Linked DNA regions of Homo sapiens: region 2 is linked to region 1. Evidence: chromatin contacts called from ENCODE Hi-C data. All regions are on one chromosome and are shown on one strand. The core of a region is the stretch at or near the end of the contact, and the rest is flanking DNA. Distances in the headings are between cores, read along the strand shown.

Region 1 (3,841 bases), core at 545-3,044:
TTTCTGCATCTAGATGGTCTCATCTGAGGGTGATGGAAGACAGTGACACCATCAGGCATTAGATTTTCATAGGGAGTGAACAACCTAGATCCCTCAATGTGCAGTTTACAATAGGGTTCGCACTCCTTTGAGAATCAAATGCTGCCACTGATCCCACAGGTGGCAGAGCTCAGGCTGTAATGCAAGCAATGGGGAGCCACTGTAAATACAGATGAAGCCTTGCTGGCTTGCCTGCCACTCACCTCCTGCTGTGCGGCCTTGTTCCTAACCGCCTGTATGTAGCCCAGGGGTTGGGGACCCCTGCTTTAGAGTATGTTGTACTGAATATATCATTCTCTGTTGCTACATCAAGGTAACAATGGCACCATCTACTCTTGTTGTCTTGACTCTACATATTAACTATAGTGATTTGTATATCGTGTAACATTATGTGGAATCTTAATATGATTTTAAATTCACTTGTCCTCACAACTACAGTTAACATTTCTCTCTTACATGGAATCATTCCTTGCTGATCTTGGGTTTTCTTTTCTTGCTGTGGAGTTGCGTTGTTGTTTATTTTGTTCCAGCCACGCTTTCTTTATTCTCAGTAATACTCTTAGCCCAATTTCCTGCTGAATGATTTTGCAGAAGAACAAATTGTCCTTTGGCATTTGCACCTGTATGTCGCTCATTGTCCACTTGCTTGATGTGTTTCTGTGAAAGGGGGCAGCTTTTCCTTTTCTAAATGAAGAAGGGAGAGTCCAAACGTTTTTTTCCAGCTCCCATCAAAATATGGACTTAATTCCTTTTCTTTGATTTTGAAAGGAAATGGTGAAGGGATAATGATGTGTTTAAAATTGGGTGAATTGTGTTCTTTCTTCTAACTGAAACAGTGCAGAGGAACCTACCCATTGTGAAATGTTACTTGTGCAGCATTGTAGATGTGCAAGAACGGCAGTGTTTTCTACTTGGCTGGCTATCCTGGCATATAGTTCATCAAAATAGAGAAACAGGGTGCAGACATTCTGAGTGTAAGACCAAATGAACTCTAAGCATGTTTACCTCCCTATCATCTGAGGAGAGAGAGAGCTGGGAGTGAAGGAAGAAGTGAACAACTGTGGAATGTCTCCCTATCCTCAGTGGCCTTCAGATACCTCTGTTTTTTCTCCCCCTCCCTTCTGTTCATTGGGCACTGACATACCTTGTCATTACAAGCTATTATTATTTTTTAACAAGGTAAGTTCAAGAAGAAATGAAAAAGAGCCAGTATTCATACTGTGTAATAGCATATGGACTTTGCTATTCTAAAGCAGAATCTAAGTAGAATCAAAAGATTTGAACAAAATTATGAATGAAGGACCCTGACATATCTACTAAATAGTCACCAGCTTTCACGATAGCTTCTGTAGCATGCCAGGGGGGAAGAAAGCCACGTTCTTTCCTCACTGTTCCCTTAGGGCCTTTGTTGTAGGAGAATAGTGGGAGGGGCTGAGGTTGGCTTTGACTACAAGTGGAAATTTTTGTTTTCCTGATGAGCCTGGCACTCAGGACACTAGACATTTAACTGTAGGTTTATGATTGTCACCCACTCTGCTTTTAATGCCAAGAGTTTCAGAACCCGGCTGACCTGAGCAGAATAAAGTTCTTTGGGTTCAATCTGCAGCAATCAGAATTTTGAGAACAACAACAAAAAAAATCTTTTTTTTTTTTTTATCTGGTGTTGCCTCAGCAGGATCCCCGAATGTACTTGCTGGTAGCTTAGAGCATAGTCTATGCAGGGGAGGAGAAACAGAGTTGCAGCTGTGATGTGACTCATTCATACTATGTTCTTTTAATGGAGAAAAACCTGCAGTGACATCATCTGGCCACCAGGGGTTGTGCTGTTGCCAGAGAGCCCTTGATTTTATCTGCCCGCAAGTCCTGAGGCAGGAAGTAGCACCTTAACAGAGAGCCCCATCTTCATTCCTAAGAAAACCAGCATCAGTTTTTTGTTCCCTTTGTTGACTTTCCAACTAGGGCTGAGCCCGCTTTTCTGAATTAATAAGAACCAAGAAAGAAAAGGGAACATTAGTCGTGGTTCCAAATACCAACCAAGCACTTTGCTGCATACGGTCGGCTTTGGTGGCGGGCCTGAGTCTGCACCCAGATGGACCCATATGGACTCACCTGTCTCACATCTGCACCTGACTTGCACATATACCTTGTTGATAAAGCCCAGTGACAGCTGGATCTATCACAAATGTCCCACCTGATTTCTTGGAAGCTTTGATTAGCATCCATGTCCTCCATGGCAAACATTTAATTATAAGGGCTGGTTGTTGATAATAATCATTGCTAACATCTATTTATTATCCTTATGTGTTAAGCATTGTGCCCAACAGCTTATACAATTTAGTCTCATTTAATCCTCCAAGTAGCTATTTGAGATAGTTACTATTATCTTTCTTTTGCAGATGAGGAAAGTGAAGCATAGAGAAGCTAACTGTGATGACTGGGATCACTCTGCTGATAATTGTGTTGCTAGGACTAGATTCAGGCCCCTCTAACTCTGAAAGCCAACCACTTAAATGATACTTGATTTTCAAGTTGGGGGGATGGAGGCTGTGGCTAAGACCTGTCCCTGGTGGGGTATAGCAGAAGGACTTCGGGGCTTTTTTGTTCAAACTGCTTATGTTTATGTTCTCCTTTCCTTTCCCTCATCCTTTCCTTCTCCCTCTTCTGATATGCTTTCTGGGTAGGGTGGGGTGAGGTGTGTCCGTTGCTGTCACACTGAGTCACTGTTCCTCATGGGTGTGCCATAGCCTTCAGGAGTATTGGGATGGGAAAATAGCTGAGAACCAGTAGACTCAAGAATGGTTGCAAAAGTCCCAAGCAGCTTTTCTGTGAATTATTGCCTTTGGTGCTCTCTCTGTGATGGCAGAACTTCACAGGCCACCACACTGCTGTGGGTGCTGAGGAAGGGCAGAAAATAGCCATATATATGGAAAACATATGCCTGTTACAAATATGAAAATATATACATGAAAAGATACCTATGCAACACACATACAGATGAAAAATATATGCATATATTTTAAAAATATATGAAAAACAAATATATTAATTCATGTGTGTATATATGTCCTCCTCTCCCAATTCCAGCATCAGTGTTGGTAAGAGTGCAAGCTGTTATACATTCATTATGCAACTGGTTTTCACTGAGCAACTGCTAGGAGCCTTGCAGAGTGAGCTGGGGCTTTGGTGGTCATGAAGCCCTGGCCCGGGGCTTCAAGGAGCTCACAACCCAGTGGGTTTTTGCTTTTCTTGAGGCTAACACTGATGGTTCAATTTATAGATCAAGTCTCTTCAATCATAATGATTCAGATAAATAGAGAATTTTGTGGAAAAGTCTTCTGAATAGTTTTTTTTTTTTTTTTTTTTCTAAAAAAACAAAAGGCTGATAAAAGGACAAGGCCCCATGCTTTTTAGTTTCTAATAGTAGTGGACTGGAACTACTTGTGGATTTTGAGTTTTTGTTTTTGTTTTACTTAATTATAGGATTAGTTTTAGGTGTGACTTTTTCCATTTCCTTTGGAAGCGTCTAGTTTGCAATAAATTAGAAATGCCAGCTGACAGCAGGCTAAGATCCAGAAGAACCATTAACTCACCATTAACTCTACAGTCTCAGCATTACTGAGCTTTCTGTTTAAAGGTTAAGGCCGTTTATAACTCAACAACCCCTCAGGTCATTCATGAAATACATCGCAGCACCAAGAAAGTAGTGTTTTCTTCCTTAAACACATCTCTTATCCCATCATTCTTCTGCTCAAAAATCTGTGCTTCTCTACTGCTTCCAGACTCCTTACCATGGAATTCAACG
Region 2 (3,841 bases), core at 1,006-3,505, 790 kb after region 1:
AACTCAAAATTCCCCTTTCCAATTTCTGATCCTTACTTCCCAGGAATGTCCTCTGATTTTTTAGTAACAGGCGGCCTATACCAGAGGCTTTAACGTTTGCACAACAGCTGTCTCACAGAAGGAGACAGGTTCTAAGAGGTCTGCCCTAGAAGATGGAACATGGATGGAACTTTGGATCAGTTCCCAGAAGCCAGACTATGAACCTCCTTGCTCCTTACAGTACAAAAAAAAAAAAAAAAAAAAAAAAAGCAAGTCTCTGGATGCAGTTTGATCACCAAATTCCAAAGTCCTTATTCTCCTGCTGCTTCTTAACCACTCTTGTAAGCTCAAGAACTTTGAACAGGTCTGGCTGTGAGTCCCTCAAAGGCAGTTTCACTGATGTCACAGTAGTTCCACACTAACTCTAGTGGCCTGTGCAAGGTTAATCTCTACTTCTCCAGACCAGGTATCCAACAATTTAGATTCATGATGTAAATACTCTCCTGCTGGTTTCTGAGGTGGAGATTTAGTATAGATTTAGTCCTGAACTGTAGCACAAAGGAGCTGGGTGAAAAATCAGTGACACCTGATTCCATTTGGGTTCTCCAGGCCTTGTAGTCTCATTTGTCTCTATATAGCATCATATTAATCCAGGCATGAAAATCAGCAATTCTTTGATATTCTCTATAAAGTTGCCCCATCAAAATTCCATATTAATTTTGCTGAAGATTTGACAAGTTCTGGGGATGGGGCATATCAAGTACTGCACATCATTTCCCCAACATCTCATTGGTTTTCTGTCCCAACCTTGGCCTCTCTTCTCAAATAGTAAACAACTTTTCTTGTCTCAAAGTACTTTTACCCCCTTTTCTGAAGTTTTGGGGTCAAGAGACAGCTATGCTTCTCAGAGTCACTTAGCACAAGTGAACTTGAGACATATTCCTAACAAAAACAGATCTCTTGCTAACAAAAATTCTCATGTGATTTTCTTAAGAAAAATGTCAAGTGCCACTTATTGGCCCCATTCAATATGCCAGATGTTATATTCAACACTTTATGAACATTATTCCACTTAATCCTTGTAACAATCCTTTGCAGGAGGCAGTGTGTTTTTCCATTTTTAAAAGAAAACTCAAGCTCGGAGAGGTTAAGAGCATATACATGGTAAATGGTGGAAGTGAGGTTTGAATCTAATATTGACACCACAGCCTATGTTCTTAATCACTACCACTGCGCATCAACTACGTTTCTGGCACATGCCGCTGGGGATATGCCAGATACATACTCTTTTGCACCTTGTACAATACCACAGAGAAATGCAAAATAAATAATTTTTAATAGGGCAAAGGGCTCGGTACTCTCAAAAGCAGAAATAGCCCAGAGGGAGGGCTTGAGCCCGTAATTCTAGCACTTTGGGAGACTAGGGTAGGAGTATCCCCTGAGACCAGGAGTTCAAGGTTACAGTGAGCTATGATTGCGCCACTGCACTCACCTGGGTGACAGAGCAAGATTGTCTTAAAAAAAAAAAGTCACATATATACATAGAATATGCAATTAAAATATATTTCATAAACTATCTGCTATGAAATCTGTGCCAGTGTGAGCTTTCTCCAAGTTTTAATTTATGGCTGGCTGTGGATTTAGTCCTGAGTCTAACAAATAACACAACCTAATAATTATTGCCTACTTTGAGGAAGATATTCTTTTGGTTTTTGTTAAGAATAGAGTGAACCATAAAAGATTATATCAGACCTCAAGAGTTTATTATAATTGGGTTATAAGGCATGTGCTCTCGAAAAGTTGTTACATAAATACGAAAAATATACTGTTAAATGACTGGCCCAACTAAATCAGTTCCCAAAGCTGTGCTGGTTAGACAAACCTACAAGGAAATGGTGAAATTTCCAAGGAAATGGTGAAATTTCAGTCCAATTTTGAAGAACAGGTTTTGAAGGGCTGTAGAGAAAGCTGGAAGCACACTCCAAGTGGAACGATAACTTGGAAATATACTGTCTTATTATCACAGGCTGCTCCTGAAAGCCACGCGTCCCCGCTCACCAGCTACCAGCGCTGGGAGACCCCTAACCACCAGGCATTCACAGGTGAGGAAGCCCCTCCCACAGCGGCCGGAGTTTCGGACTCGGAGCGCGAGAAACGTCGGGATAGCGCCTGCCTCGCAGAGCTTCCGCTTCCGGCCCTTCAGGCTCTGTCTCTGTGGAGACTGGGCTTTGGGAGGGAGAAAGAGGGACCTAGCGCGGGCCGCGCAGGCGCACGGTGGGCAGCTGCAATGGCGCTGTCGTGTACCCTTAACAGGTATCTGCTCCTCATGGCGCAGGAGCATCTGGAGTTCCGCCTGCCGGTGAGTCCGTAGCGCCCTCCGGAACTTCCGACGGAAGAGGACGCTGGAGTGGAGTGGAGTGGGTGGAGGTGATCTGCATAGCCCGAGGAAGCTGGGATTCGGGGGTCTTCGCTGGTCTGCGCGGGTCACGCGTCCCCAGTCCTCGGGCGGGGTGAGCTTGGCGGAGGGTGTGTGTGAGAGAAGTCCGAGACCAAACCCCTCGGCCTGCTTAAACTTTTCATTCTTTTGCCCGTGTATCAAGTACCGGAGTTAGGCAGGTGAATATGACCGGTCATCTCACTCCCGGAGCTCTTCGTCTAGCGGAGAATAGAGACAGCTAACAAATGCTCAGGCTGGTGTTTGAAGTATTGGAATCTGCGGATCAAGCTCAGTGGAGGGGATGGTGGTGGGGATTAGATGATGGAGAAGTTGAGAAGAGTGTTTTATTTATTCAAGAAACGTTTTCAGAATGCATGTAGTCGAAGATCGGTACGCTGGGCATGTAACGATGATGTAAGCAATCTCTGCCCTCTAGGAGCTTACTGTTTAGAGTAAGGGCTGAGCAGACACATAGGCGTAGAATGACAAAAGAGCGTCGGTAAGTGCAGTGATAGATGCACATGGAAATATGAGAGCACGTGGAAGGGAAATCTAATCTACCTGAGGGGTTGGGGATGTTGGCCTTTAAGAGGGCTTCCAGAGGAGATGACACTTGAAATAAAGGATGAATAGGAGTTAGAGGGCCAAGGAGATAAATCAGTAAATTAGAATTACAAGGTGTTCATTATTACTGGATCACTAGTTATGTGGCAGAGTGGTAAGAAGAGAGCAAGGGAAGTAGATCGAGGCCAGAAAATGAAAACCTTGAGTACCCTGGAGCTTGGAAGGGGGATTTATTGAAAAGCCTTAAGTAAAAAAGTGACCACAAAATTAAATCAGTTTGACAACACTATGGAGGATGGATTTGAAAAGAATAAGACTTGAGCCAGAGACTAGGAGTCTGTGGGAATAGTCTTGTTAATAGATTAAGAAGGTCTGACCTAGGGCAAGGAGTAAGAGGATGGGATAGACTGGGAAAATATTTAGGCCATACAGTCATTAAGGCTGGATTGATTGAATATGTGGGAAAGGGGCACCAGTCAGGTATGACTCCTGGGGTGTATATAGGTAGGAGTGTCTCCATTTAAAATAGAGAACATAGGCAGATGTAAGATTTAAATTTTGTTTACACTGAATTTGATGTGGTTGTGTAACATCAACCTGAGATGACCAAGAGGCGGTGGATATATGAATATGCATAGAGTATGGCAGAGTGATCTGGACTAGTGATAAATATTTGGGAGTCTTCTTCATATGAAAACTAGGAGCGGGGAAGAAATTACTCAAAGGATAAGGTCAAAAGAGTAGCGGGCCAAGTATAGATGCTTGGAAGCATTGATATTAAGGGAAAGTCGGAGGAGGCCATGAAGAAGATGGGCAAGTGCCAGAAGGATGTGAGACCGCAGAAATCAGAAGGGTAAAGTT

Evidence for each region. A loop is a pair of places that touch in the nucleus more often than their neighbours do. Pooled maps may share reads with other maps.
Region 2: a pooled map shows a loop between it and region 1 (5-fold over the local background). The contact joins the promoter of TRMT11 here to the enhancer-like site in region 1. A Hi-C loop is called at or near these places in 2 of 168 maps with a recorded cell type or tissue (CD4-positive, alpha-beta memory T cell and naive thymus-derived CD4-positive, alpha-beta T cell) and 8 of 50 pooled maps.

Annotation. Positions count from the first base shown.
Region 1 is chr6:125,190,642-125,194,482 of GRCh38, forward strand. All of the region lies in intron 1 of TPD52L1 (TPD52 like 1), which reads left to right. It overlaps LOC100126584 (a long non-coding RNA gene), which reads right to left. Exons shown (of 4, transcript NR_149043.1): 2 at 1-23. Among named protein-coding and RNA genes, the nearest start is that of TPD52L1, 39 kb to the left of the region's middle. Within about 2 kb of position 1,795, at least 7 of the 41 ENCODE cell types and tissues checked have a DNase peak (open chromatin) inside an H3K27ac peak, as active enhancers do.
Region 2 is chr6:125,984,285-125,988,125 of GRCh38, forward strand. TRMT11 (tRNA methyltransferase 11) reads left to right here and starts at 2,256. Exons shown (of 13, transcript NM_001031712.3): 1 at 2,256-2,338. The coding sequence starts at 2,267. RefSeq lists enhancers at 1,479-2,309, 2,287-2,776, 2,310-3,139.